Regions from separate parts of the Homo sapiens genome. Here regions 1 and 3 are each linked to region 2. A link is a contact called in ENCODE Hi-C or POLR2A ChIA-PET data. All regions are on one chromosome and are shown on one strand. Each heading gives the region's core, a stretch centred on a gene start or an enhancer-like site at or near the end of the contact. The rest is flanking DNA. Distances are from core to core; before and after follow the strand shown.

Region 1 (3,610 bases), core at 152-2,651, 210 kb after region 2:
AGGAAAAATGGTTGAAAAGGTTGGCAATCAATTTACTAAGAAAATTTGAAAAATTATTTTGACTTAAGTAATGTTAGTTTGGATTAGAGGAATGAAGATATAAACCTACGAAACATCCATATGAGGCTGTTCTTATTGGAACCTTGTGTAGCTATGTACCAGTCTATATAAATAAATGTGTAACATATATAAAATATGCGTACATGAATACATATATCACAAAACACATCATTTTATAAACATAAGAGAAAATAATACATATAAGGAAAATATATGGAGAAAATGAAATCAATAATGAAAATGAGCTACTGTGCATAGTCTATTCCTCATAAATTCTCATAAGATAATTTGCACAGTCCTGCAATGTGCTATTTAGTTAAAATTGCCTTTGGAAGGATGTGGAAGTGTGCCAAACTGAGATCTAGATATAATTAAAGGAAGCTGCTTCTCGTTCCTGTCATATAAATCTTCTGTAGAACACTGTTGGTTGTTATGTAAGAATTGTTAATATTCTTAATTCCATCAAAGTATCACACAAATGAAAACTCGCTTTAGATGTGGAGGACAAAACTTGCCACTCCCCTTGTCTGGGATACCAGCTCTGGTGGCCTGTATTCATGCTTGACTAAAATGATATGATACTGCCTGCAAATGATACTTTTCCATGGCAGAGATCCACATTCTAGCTGCACCAAACCCATACAAATGTGGTCCCTTATTCAAAAACCGGGAAAAAAAAGCTCTTTCTTCCTTCTGCATTCTACAAGTATCTTTGGATATGTTATTGTATTTTTTATCTGTTATTTAGCGTCATGCTCCGTGGACATGGGGATACTCAGCAGTTAAGTGCAGATCACTACAGACTCCTGGGGCCCTTGCACACCTGCCCTAACCTTCCCTGTTCCCACGCTCAGGCCCCTACTGGGGGCAGAGGGCAGCAGTGGTTGCTGGGGAGCAGGTAACCAAAAGCCCATTACAGAGAGACAGAAAGGCAGCAATGGAAAGTGTGCCAGTAGGAGGCGGGACATGCATGAGCGGAGGTTTTAAGCCCCTAGCAAATGCTTGATTGTCCCATTAGCTGTCACTTACAAAACACAAATTCAAAGATAAAATTATTAAGAATTTCAAGAATGAGACAGAAAGGCATTAAACCTCAAGAAAGGGGCCTGCTTCTGCGTGTGAGGTTTTGAGCTAGAGCTCTGTCCGCTGGACCTGTGAAGTGGGCCCTGGGGTGCGATTGTCTCAGAAACTGAAGTTTCTGTCCCTGCCCTAGCCCTTGACATTGATGTCCAGCTCTGCAGCTTGGCAGTGCACTCTAACAGTTATTTCTCAACTGCAGCTGCTGGAAATTAGGCCATCCCCACCCCCAGCTGGTATCCTCTAGCTCTGGGTTCCTGAGCTTTTTGTCTACAGATGGAGCGGGGACGAGTGCTCTGTATCCTGAGTTCCCCAGCATCCTGCCCCTGTTCTCAGCTGCTCCTCCACCACCGACCAGAATAAAATTCAGAGGTCAGCTGGCTCCTGTGTTGTGCTTTCTCCTTCAGGGTAACTGTAGCTAAAATTTCTAGGCTCATAGGGATACACCCCTCTCTACAGCTGTATTCAGTGTGTGATTTGGAGCAAATCATATCTACTTCTCCAGATAGCTAATTTCAGCAGAGATCAACTATCCCATTTTTAGTGAGAACTTCAAGCCCATTATGTGGTTTATATCTTTAGCTTTATCATCAAGGCCACCTATGCAGCTTATACAGTTTCTCTGGGGTTGGGAGTGCTATAGTCTGTATATTCGTTTTCCTCCAAAATTAATATGTTGAAATCTAAGCCTTAATATGTTGTTATGAAAAAGTGGGGCATTTAGGAGGTGATTAGGTCATGAGGGCTCCACCTTTGTGAATGGGATTGGTGTCCTTACAAAAGAGGCTGAAGGGGAATGTTTGTTCTTTGGATCCACAACATGAGGACCCAGCCAGAAGTGCCATCTTTGAAGCAGAGAGCATGCCCTCTCCAGACACCAAATCTGCTGGCGCCTAGATCCTATACTTCCCAGCCTCCAGAATTTTGAGCAATAAATTCGTTTTTTCTTTTTCTTTTCTTCTTCTTTTTTTTTTTTTGAGACAAAGTCTTGCTCTGTTACCCAGGCTGCAGTGCAGTGGCACGAGCTCGACTCACTGCAACCTCCGCCTCCCAGGTTCAAGTGATTCTCCTGCCTTAGCCTCCTGACTAGCTGGGATTACAGGCACAAACCACCACACCTGGCTAATTTTTGTATTGTTAGTAGAGATGGGGTTTCACCATGTTGGTCAGGCTGGTCTGGAACTCCTGACCTCATGATCCACCTGCCTCGGCCACCCAAAGTGCTGGGATTACAGACATGAGCCACCACACCCGGCCTGAGCAATAAATTTCTATTGCTTACAAAGCATCCAGTGTAAGGTATTTTGTTATAACAGCCTGAATGGACTAAGACAGGAAGTGAGGGGAAGGCTAGAAATTAATGGCTCTCAAAGAGTCACATCCTGCAACAGCTGAGTCAGACCAAGAAGCTCAGTTCAGGCCAAGCTGGGTGGGATCCTTTATTTGAGTGCATCTATTCTACAATCTTCCATGTGATCAGCTGTAAGTGTTGGATCTACCACTTGAGAGCAGAGTTTCAGGGGACAGAGGAAAGAGGACATCCTGACAGTTCATCTGACCCGTGAATACTGAGAATATTCAGCTCTGGAAAGGCCAACTGTAGGGAGCAGTGGGAAGATGCAGGAGCTGAGATTCAGTCAAAGGCTTGCAATCCTGGAGACACAGATTGCAAAAGCCCTGTCCACAGCAAGGGCTGGATAGAAATTTATCTCTGGTAAAAGAGTCTTTGCCAAAGTATTTTGCTTTATGAATTCACCATCATAGCCAGCCACTCTCTCTTTTTATTTATTTTTATTTATATTATTATTACTTTTTTGAGAAAGAGTCTTGCTCTGTCGCCCAGGCTGGAGTAAAATGGCACGATCTCGGCTCACTGCAACCTCCTCCTCCCAGGTTCAATCAATTCTCCTGCCTCAGCCTCCCAAATAGCTGGGATTACAGACGTCCACCACCACGCCTGGCTAATTTTTTGTATTTTTAATAGAGACAGGGTTTCGCCATGTTGGCCAGGCTGGTCTTAACCCCCTGACCTCAGATGATCCACCCGCCTTGGCCTCCCAAAGTGCTGGGATTACAGGCGTGAGCCACTCAAAAAATAATAATAATGTGAAAAAATACCTAGATATTACCTACACTTCCTCTACCCTCTGCCTGAAGGAGGGTAGCTTAAATATGTGAAATAGTATGAGCTCCCAGAGCAAGCAACACTGCTCACTCAGGGTTTGGGAAGGCGCACAAGCAGAGGTCTTTTAGCAAGATGCTGCCATGCCCCTTTAGTGGTTGCTGTAGACACACCCAGAGATGGGGAAGGAGGTCATGATTGCTTATATTAGGTTGGTGCAAAAGTAATTGCGGTTTTTGCCATAGGTATTTTTCCTATGGCAAAATCGCAATTAATTTTGCACCCACTTAATATTACTTTGCTCACCAGAACTACTATGGGTTTGTGGTGAAATTCAATTACAAGATCTTT
Region 2 (4,066 bases), core at 432-2,931:
GGTGGTCAGCTGTACCATAAGTTAAATGCAAATTTTTTGAGAGTGAGAGGAAAAAGGAGAGACAACTTTATTAGAGTGAAATAGTCAACCTGCCTGCAGACATGCTGACCCATCAGTCATTCCAACAGGTTTAAACTCTCAGGTGGGTGTGGTATTTCCGTTCACATCCCCAGTACTGGGCTCAAAGCTCCAGGACTGAAAGTAGAATGCCTCCTAGAACTGTTAAGTCTTCAACACAGTAGAAAAAAACGGGGGATAGGGGTTGGGGCGGGGGGGGTGGGCAGTGGGATTTGGGGAAAACAAAAAACTTCCAATTTTCACTTTATTTAAAAATGAATAAATGCGCTTAATTCACTGTTGCTCAAGAAATAATCTCCCGCGTGTTTCAGCATACCAAAAAGGCCTAACTTACGCCAGGTGTGTAAATCATAAAGGAGCCAAAGTCTTCCGTTTGTTTCTAAGGCCTCCGGGCGCAGGAACCTCGCGGAGGCCCGTGTGGTCCCTCGGGGCTCTGCACGCGTGGGAGCTGCCCGGCCTGCTGAGCCTGGGAGCGCCGGCAGCGCGTTCCCACGCTCAGGCCGGGTCGGGAAGCCGTGGTGACCCCTAGGGGCTCCTTTCCGCGGTTCTCGCCCTCGCAGCCCCGCCCCAGCCGCCCCTCCCCTCCTGGTTCCAGTCCCGGAGCGTGGGAGCGCAGCTGCAGCGAGCCGGGAGCGAGGCGCGGAGGCACCTCCAAGGATGCGCGCCCGCGACCCGGCCAGCAGGCTGAGGACCAGGCGAGGCGCGGGGGGCCTCCCACACTGGGCGCCGACCTGGGCCACAGCCAGGGTAGCCGGCCACTTACTTGATGTCTTCCCACACCTCGGGGCCGTAATTGCGGATCACCAGCAACTCCAGGGCGTGATTCACAAATCCGTACTGCGGGGACAGGGAGAGACTTGAGCGTCAGGGACCCGCTGTACCTGAGAAGCGGCTTGGGGGCGAGGCTGCTGCCTCTGCTCCCATGGCGCTGGCTTAACCTTTCACCCCGCCCCTGACTCCTCTCCCTTAGGGGTACTATGCACTAAAGGAGTCGGATCGTGGGGGCGCAACCCCCCAATCCCTGGTGGATTCTCCCCGTCACCATCCGCCCCACCCCCACGCTATCTTCCCACCCTCCTCACCTGTCACCGCTCCGGGAGAGGCTGGGCATCGGGGGCAGCGCGGGGACGCGAACCCGGAGCCTTCCCTTCCGCTGGCGCTCAGCCTCCCACACTGGTGGGGCCGGCCAGAGCCGGGAAGACCCCACGCCTCCGCCGCACCTCCCCTTCCCGAGCTCAGGAAGCTGCGGTGTGGAGCGGCAAACCCGCCTGGGAAGCAAAGGCACCGATCGCCCCCGCCACGACTCGCGGCGTTCCCACCTCCCCTGACTGGGCGCGGGCAAGGAGTGAGGCTGCTCCCGTGGCCGGCAGTGAGCGCCCAGGGCCCCCGAGCCAAGCTCCGGCTGCGCGGCCAGTTCCCTCGCTGCCAGGCCGGCCGAGGAGGGGTGAGGTTCGGGCCGCACCCGGCTGAGAGCACTTACCATGGTGTCTGCACCGGGAGCCGGGGAGGCAGCCCCCACGCAGAGGTACGGCCGAAGGGACCCAGGCAGAGGCGGCAGCGGCTACAGCGCAACCGGGCCGGGGAGGCAGCATCGAGCTGGAGCGAGAACAGCCGCCTTGGCCCGCCCTGATTGCCACCTCTTCCCAGCCAATGGCGAGTCGAGCCGCAGGGGGCTGGTCGGTGCTCCCCAGTTCTTCAACCAATCAGGGACAGAGGAGGGAATTCGGATGCTCTCAATGCTGCTGCGCTCCAGTGCCTTCCCGCCCCCGCCTGGTGACAAGGCCTTCATTTGAGGCCATAACAATGACAGTGGAGAAGCCCCAGCCGTGCTCCTTGCATGAATTCTGGAGCAGAGGAAATGCAGCTCTTGTGGACCCACTAAATGTATTATTATTCAGAGATCTGCCCTCAGTGGTTAACACAAGCAAAAGGGAACAGGGCGTGTTTGTTGTGTGAGCGTGTACGTGTGTACTTTGCAATGGACAGACCTTAAAAGGAATATCCTCTGTTGCTGGCATCCTCATGCTTATCTTTGTCTAGCGGAAAAACATTTCCTCTGTGGCTTGGTCCCACAACAGTTTATGGCAAATTTAAAGCTGGTAATATTGAGAAAAACATATTTTCACTTCTAGTCAATGAGACTAGTTGAGTGAAGCACCAAAAATTTTCAGTAATGTAGTTTGGTGGACGTTATGTTAAATCCAGTCCTGCCCTTTACTAAACTGTACAAGATCCAGCGATATTCTAGGCTTGATCCCTGTGGGACACCTTTCCCTACACCATGTCCGGGAGCCATAATTCCAGGGAGTTTGTAACCCTCTAGAGCGGGCCTCTGTTGCTGTTTCTTAGCAACAGACGAACTGGAAAATGACCAGTACAAAATGCACAGACTTTAACTACTCTACCTCCAGCTTACATTCTACCAGGCCCTTAGGTTAGTTAATGCTCTGAGTCCTGCCATAGAGAGAAGATGAGAGGAACAGGAAGTGGCAGCTTATTAAAGCTGTTTGTACCTGAGGTATATGGACTCCAGTTGACTTTTAGGGCAAGGTCAAAAGTGAGGTCACCAGTCTCAAGTGGACCTGAGAAGCCAGATGGTATTTTAAGATGTGCATATTTTGTTGTGAGAACAGTCTCAATATGGTTAGAGAAAAATGTCAAAACAATAAGATTGTGCTGACATCAGCACCGAGAGAGCTATGATGAAGGAAACTGATACAGAAATAGTGGCATGTAGCAAACAAACAAAACAACAAATTACTTTAAAAATTTCCATTATTGGTGGAATGAGTAAATAGATTACAGCCTTTCATACAATCTAACACCTTGTTTTAAACAACTATTAAAACATTAATCATTATTTAACAACAATTAACCACTAATTTTGAACCATTAAAATGGCACATTAAACAACCATGAAAAAGCAGGAGGGTGACTAGAAAATGATGATGCAGAAAAGTATTGTCAGGTTTACAAAACACCACAAGAATGTAATCATTTTCCATTTTTTAGAGTTAGTATACAGTAAGGTGCTATGTGGGTAATAACACAGGCACATACATGTTGCTGTAAGAATAATGGTTTGGGAGGAAACACAGGAAGTGTTGATATGGCTATCGTCTGTAATTAGAACCAGTGGCTGGAATGGCCATGACTCTTACTTTTTATAACTTTCTGTATCTTTTGATTATTTTTCTACACAGATGAATTTTCTTTACTGTTACATAACTGAATTTTTTTTAACTTTTATTTTAGTTTCAGGGGCACATATGCAGGTTTGTTATATAGGCCAATTACATGTCTTGGGGGTTTGGTGTACAGATTACTTTGTCACCCAAGCACTAAGCATGGTACCCAACAAATAGTTTTTTGATCCTCACCCTCTTCCCACCTTCCATCCTCAAGTAGGCCCCAGTGGTCATTGTCCCCTTCTTTGTGTTCATGTGTACTCCGTGTTTAGCTCCCACTTGCAAGTGAGAACATGTGGTATTTGGTTTTCTGTTTCTGTTAATTTACATAGGATAATAGTCTCCAGCTCCGTCCATGTTGATGCAAAGGACATGATCTCATTCTTTTTGATGTCTGCATAGTATTCCATGGTATATATGTACCACATTCTCTATCCAGTCTACCACTGATGGACATCTAGATTGAGTCCATGTCTTTGCATATAGTGAATTCACATATTAATTCACATATATTCACAAGTATTCATTTTGTGAATAGTTTATTTCATTCCATGTGACTAGTGCTGTGATGAACGTATATGCATGCATGTGCCTTTATGGTAGAATGATTTATACTCCTTTGGGTATATACTCAATAATGAGATTGCTGGGTCAAATGATGTTTCTGTTTTAAGTTCTTTGCGAAATCACCAAACTGCTTTCCACAATGGCTGAACTAATTTACATTCTCACCAGCACTATATAAGAGTTCCCTTTTCTCTATAACCTTGCCAGAATCTGTTGTTATTTGACTTTTTAAT
Region 3 (4,150 bases), core at 432-2,931, 130 kb after region 2:
TGAGTCCTCATTGAGAAAATGTGTAATGATGGGTTTCTGATGTTTGGGATGTGGGTGGTGAGTGATGGCCCATCTAAGTACCTAATATTTACTATCCTTAGGACTAATACAGCTTAGAAATTAACTGAAAAGTCAAAACAAATTATATTATTTATATATCCCTGAATATATATATTTAACATTCTATCACACAAAACCAAAAGAAATTTAATTAAATGTTCAGTGAAGGTTTTATTTTTCTCCCTTTAAATCATAGCTAATGACCAGGCCCAGTGGCTCATATCTGTAATCCCAGCACTTTGGGAGGCCCAGGTGGGAAGATCACTTGAGACCAGGAGTTCAAGCCCAGCCTGGGCAACATAGTGAGACCCTGTTTCCACAAAAATTACAAAAATTAGCTGGATGTGATGGCACACACTTGTAGTACCAGCTACTCAGGAGGCTAAAGCAGGGAGGATCTCTTGAACCCAGGAAGTCGAAGCTGCAGTGAGCTATGATTGCAAGACAGCAAAATCCTGTCTCAAGAAAAAAAAACATAGGTAATACTTTCTGTGGTACATGGAGCCTTGCATAATGTTTTCATGTTTGGGACACTTTTCGGTTAGAAAAATAAAGTGGAGAGATGATAGCAGAAAGCATAAGTCCTACTCTTGGCAGAGTTTATAAAAAACCACTTAACATACATACGAACCAAGAGTCAAATTTCTTATAAACTGCTTGGATAGTGAATTCTAGAGTGTTTCTAAATCAGAGTTTACAAGAACTCAAACACATAAACAGTGACAGTGAAGACTGGCTGTAATCCAAATAGCTAAAAATGGTTGAAAAAAATTATAATTACAGCTTGAAAATGTAAGTTATAGAAAATACATTCCTTGAGTCATTGACAGTATAAACATTCTAACTCCAAATGCCTCTCATCTCTAGATAAATCTTCTGGAATTTAAAAAATAAATGTAAGGATTTTCAAAGCTTTTGGTTAATACTGAGAGCACCACAAGAAAGATCACTGAAGGTTTGAGAAACATAATTGGAAAATTTGACTACTTTTGCCACCATACAAATGTATCTGCCTGAAGGGAAAATTTAAACATTAGGACTAGGGTGAGATTAGAGCTTTATGTATAGGATAACTTATGTATAACTAATAGACACCTCCCAAATGAACAATGTGAAAAAGAATAGCAGTCTCATTTTGAAAATACTTTAAAAAAAGTTTTATGTTCCTTAAGCTTCTATTTAAAATGAGTTGACCCTTATCTGATTTGATAGTTAGTTTTCAAAGGAAGAATGAGTCATGTCAGAAATGTTGTCAATTTTGCTTTTATGAGGTTTGGCAAAGGACTTTCTATTTTCTCCATATTTTATGAGATCTCAAAATAGATTTAGGAATTCCCCCCCACCCACTCCCGCTCTAGAGTGAACATTGTGATATTAACTATAATTATTTTAAAAGAACTTTCAGCTTCCAAAGGGCTTTTCACCTATATTATGTAGCTTTGTTAATCCTGTCAACCTGATTCAATATGGAGCGGAGGTGCCAGCATCCTTGTTGTACAAATGACAGCATTAAGACATGGCTGATTAAGGGGTTTTCCAAGGACACATGGTTGCTATGAGGCAAAGTAGGGAGCTAAAACCCAAACTGTCTGACTCACTGATGAATTGTTTTCCAGACCACTTTATGTGGAATGCTATGGGAGGTCTTGAGGAGTATGACTTCTGACTCTTCTTTAAGAACAAATGCCCTTCCTCTACCGACAGAATAATAAAGGTATAGGAATACATGCCGTTTTGTTTTGTTTTGTTTTGTTTTGTTTTGAGACGGACTTTCACTCTGTTGCCAGGCTGGAGTGCAGTGGTGAGATCTCAGCTCACTGCAACCTCCACCTCCTGGGTTCAAGCAATTCTCCTGTGTCAGCCTCTGTAGTAGCTGGGATTACGGGCACACGCCACCATGCCCGGCTATTTTTTGTTTGTTTGTTTTTGTATTTTTAGTAGAGACATGGTTTCACCATGTTGGCCAGGATGGTCTTGGTCTCTTGACCTCATGATTCGCTTTCCTCGGCCTCCCAAAGTGCTGGGATTATAGGCGTGAGCCACCGCACCTGGCTGGAATACAAGCTTTTAATAAAGGCCCCAGAAAATCTCTCTGCAGAAAAAGTTTTAGTGTTGTGCTGCATAATCTTTTTATTATTTCTCCTTTTCTCCTTTCATGCCATCTCCCTGAATGACTTCAGTCCCTCCACAGCTTTGCTCATCATCTGTACTTTGATGACTCCCATCATTGTATCTGCAGCTCAGATTTCCCTTCTTCTGTAGCCTCCAACCTAAATGTGTATCCACCTACTGGATACCTCTACTTGAATGCCTTCCAGAGGAGCCAGAGTCAAACTGTTCCAAAAGGAATTTACTGTCTTCCCTCTTCACCTGCTTCCCCTCTGTGTTTTCTGTATGGGGATTCATGTCATCCTTTACTAAACAAACGAAAACTTGAACTGTATCATTTCTTCCTCCCTGTGATCCCTCATAGCCACGCACTCTCCAGCTGCTGATGATTCAGTTTTTCTAACACTTCTTAAATCCTGTGGGCCTTTGCCATTCTTACTGCATTTATCTAGGTCAGGCCTCCATGATTTTTCCCCTAGATTTAGGCCTACACTTTCTGACTGGCCCCTCTTCTTGCAATCTGTCCTGTTTCTCACTCAGTTTCCACATTACAGTCAGCCATCAATGGCTACCCAAAGGATTTAGGATCATGTTTTAACTCTTTAATGTGGCCTATAGTCTCAGCTATGTGAGAGGCTGAGGCAGGAGGAGTGCTCGGTCCCAGGAGATAGAGGCTGTGGTGAACCATGACTGTGCCCCTGCCCTCCAGCCTGGGTCACAGAGCAAGACCCTGTCTTAAGTAAGTAAGTAAGTAAGTAAATAAATAAATAAATAAATAAAGTGGCCTGTAGAGCTTGCCCCATCTGGCTCATGGTTATTGACCCAGCTTCATGCTATATCTCTTTCTGCCTCACTGTCTAAGCTCAAGCTATATAAAAATCAAGTCTTAAGCTATACTGAGTTTCACGTTGGGACTCTTCCTTTATTTATGCCATTCATAAATGGTAACACTAGTCTGCCATAATGTCCAGTTTTTCACAGTGTGGTGTCCCTTTCTGCCCATTGGAATATTATACCTCTTTGTCCTGCAGACATAGCCAGGTGATTTGTTTAGCCTAGGGAAATGTAAACAAAAGTGACATCTATCATTTTTGGAGGATACCTTTAAAAGCCATGTTAAGGATAATGGCTTTAAGAGCCATTCAGTGTGATCTTTCTTCAGTCTGCCACAAGACAGGCAATGTCCCACATGGAGGATAATTCATCAGCCTATGTCCTGGAAAGAAGACATGGAGCAGAGATGTGGTCAGCACATGATGGCTACAAATGTGAGATTGTAAGGGTCATCCAATGTCAGGCAGACCTACAGAAGTTTTTACAAGGAGGTTTGAGGAATAACAATCTTCCTTAATCTGGCTTATTTGCATGATCTCTTCTTTATTTTGTGTGTTTTCATCAAAGATGTTGAGCAATGTAATTCTAGAATTGTGAAAATTTTAGTTTTACATTAGATCTTACGGACATAGAATGAATACATAATAAACCTTTCTAATTCTAAACTACTGAGACTTGGATGTCTTTTTTGTTTTCTCAGCATGGCTTAGCCTGCTTTTACTGTTACTTCTGCCTTGGAAAGTCTTCTTCCCCCTCTTTGACCAGCTAACTCCCATCCATTGTCTCAGCTGAGATTTCATTCTCTTAGTAATCCATCTCTAATTCCTTGGCTGAATGGCACTCTTGTGTTTCTGTGTCACTCTGTACTTCTCCTAATATTGTTGATTACACCGCACTGTAATTTCTTGGTTATTGTTTGTGTCCCTACTAGATGGCCAACTCTGCAAGGGCATGGTTCATTTCTTCCTTGTTTATCATTTTAGTCCTATCTCTTAGTACCTAGTAAACGAATGTTATGCAATAACTATGTTGTATGAAAGAATGATAAATAAATAAATGTGGGAAAAGTAGTCAAAAGTAAATCAATTCTCACATCCCCAAATACTGTGAAAGATTTTCAACTTCAAAACTGCATAAGCAAGAGCCA

The links. Hi-C counts contacts between places; a loop is a spot of excess contacts on that map. ChIA-PET counts read pairs that join two places held with the same protein, here RNA polymerase II (POLR2A). Pooled maps may share reads with other maps.
Region 1: a pooled map shows a loop between it and region 2 (1.9-fold over the local background). The contact joins the enhancer-like site here to the promoter of GUCY1B1 in region 2. A Hi-C loop is called at or near these places in 1 of 37 single-sample maps with no recorded cell type and 2 of 50 pooled maps.
Region 3: a pooled map shows a loop between it and region 2 (2.3-fold over the local background). The contact joins the enhancer-like site here to the promoter of GUCY1B1 in region 2. A Hi-C loop is called at or near these places in 1 of 168 maps with a recorded cell type or tissue (ovary), 10 of 37 single-sample maps with no recorded cell type and 10 of 50 pooled maps. POLR2A ChIA-PET finds 5 or more read pairs at or near these places in 4 of 52 experiments (GM10248, GM12878, H1 and 1 more).

The regions. Positions count from the first base shown.
Region 1 is chr4:155,542,487-155,546,096 of GRCh38, reverse strand. No RefSeq gene overlaps it. Among named protein-coding and RNA genes, the nearest start is that of GUCY1A1, 120 kb to the left of the region's middle. Within about 2 kb of position 1,401, at least 4 of the 41 ENCODE cell types and tissues checked have a DNase peak (open chromatin) inside an H3K27ac peak, as active enhancers do.
Region 2 is chr4:155,756,636-155,760,701 of GRCh38, reverse strand. GUCY1B1 (guanylate cyclase 1 soluble subunit beta 1) reads right to left here and starts at 1,681. Exons shown (of 14, transcript NM_000857.5): 1 at 1,559-1,681; 2 at 842-915. The coding sequence starts at 1,561. It overlaps LOC105377506 (a long non-coding RNA gene), which reads left to right and starts at 2,287. Exons shown (of 8, transcript XR_007058484.1): 1 at 2,287-2,512. RefSeq lists silencers at 634-903, 1,354-1,503.
Region 3 is chr4:155,626,807-155,630,956 of GRCh38, reverse strand. No RefSeq gene overlaps it. Among named protein-coding and RNA genes, the nearest start is that of GUCY1A1, 38 kb to the left of the region's middle. Within about 2 kb of position 1,681, at least 2 of the 41 ENCODE cell types and tissues checked have a DNase peak (open chromatin) inside an H3K27ac peak, as active enhancers do.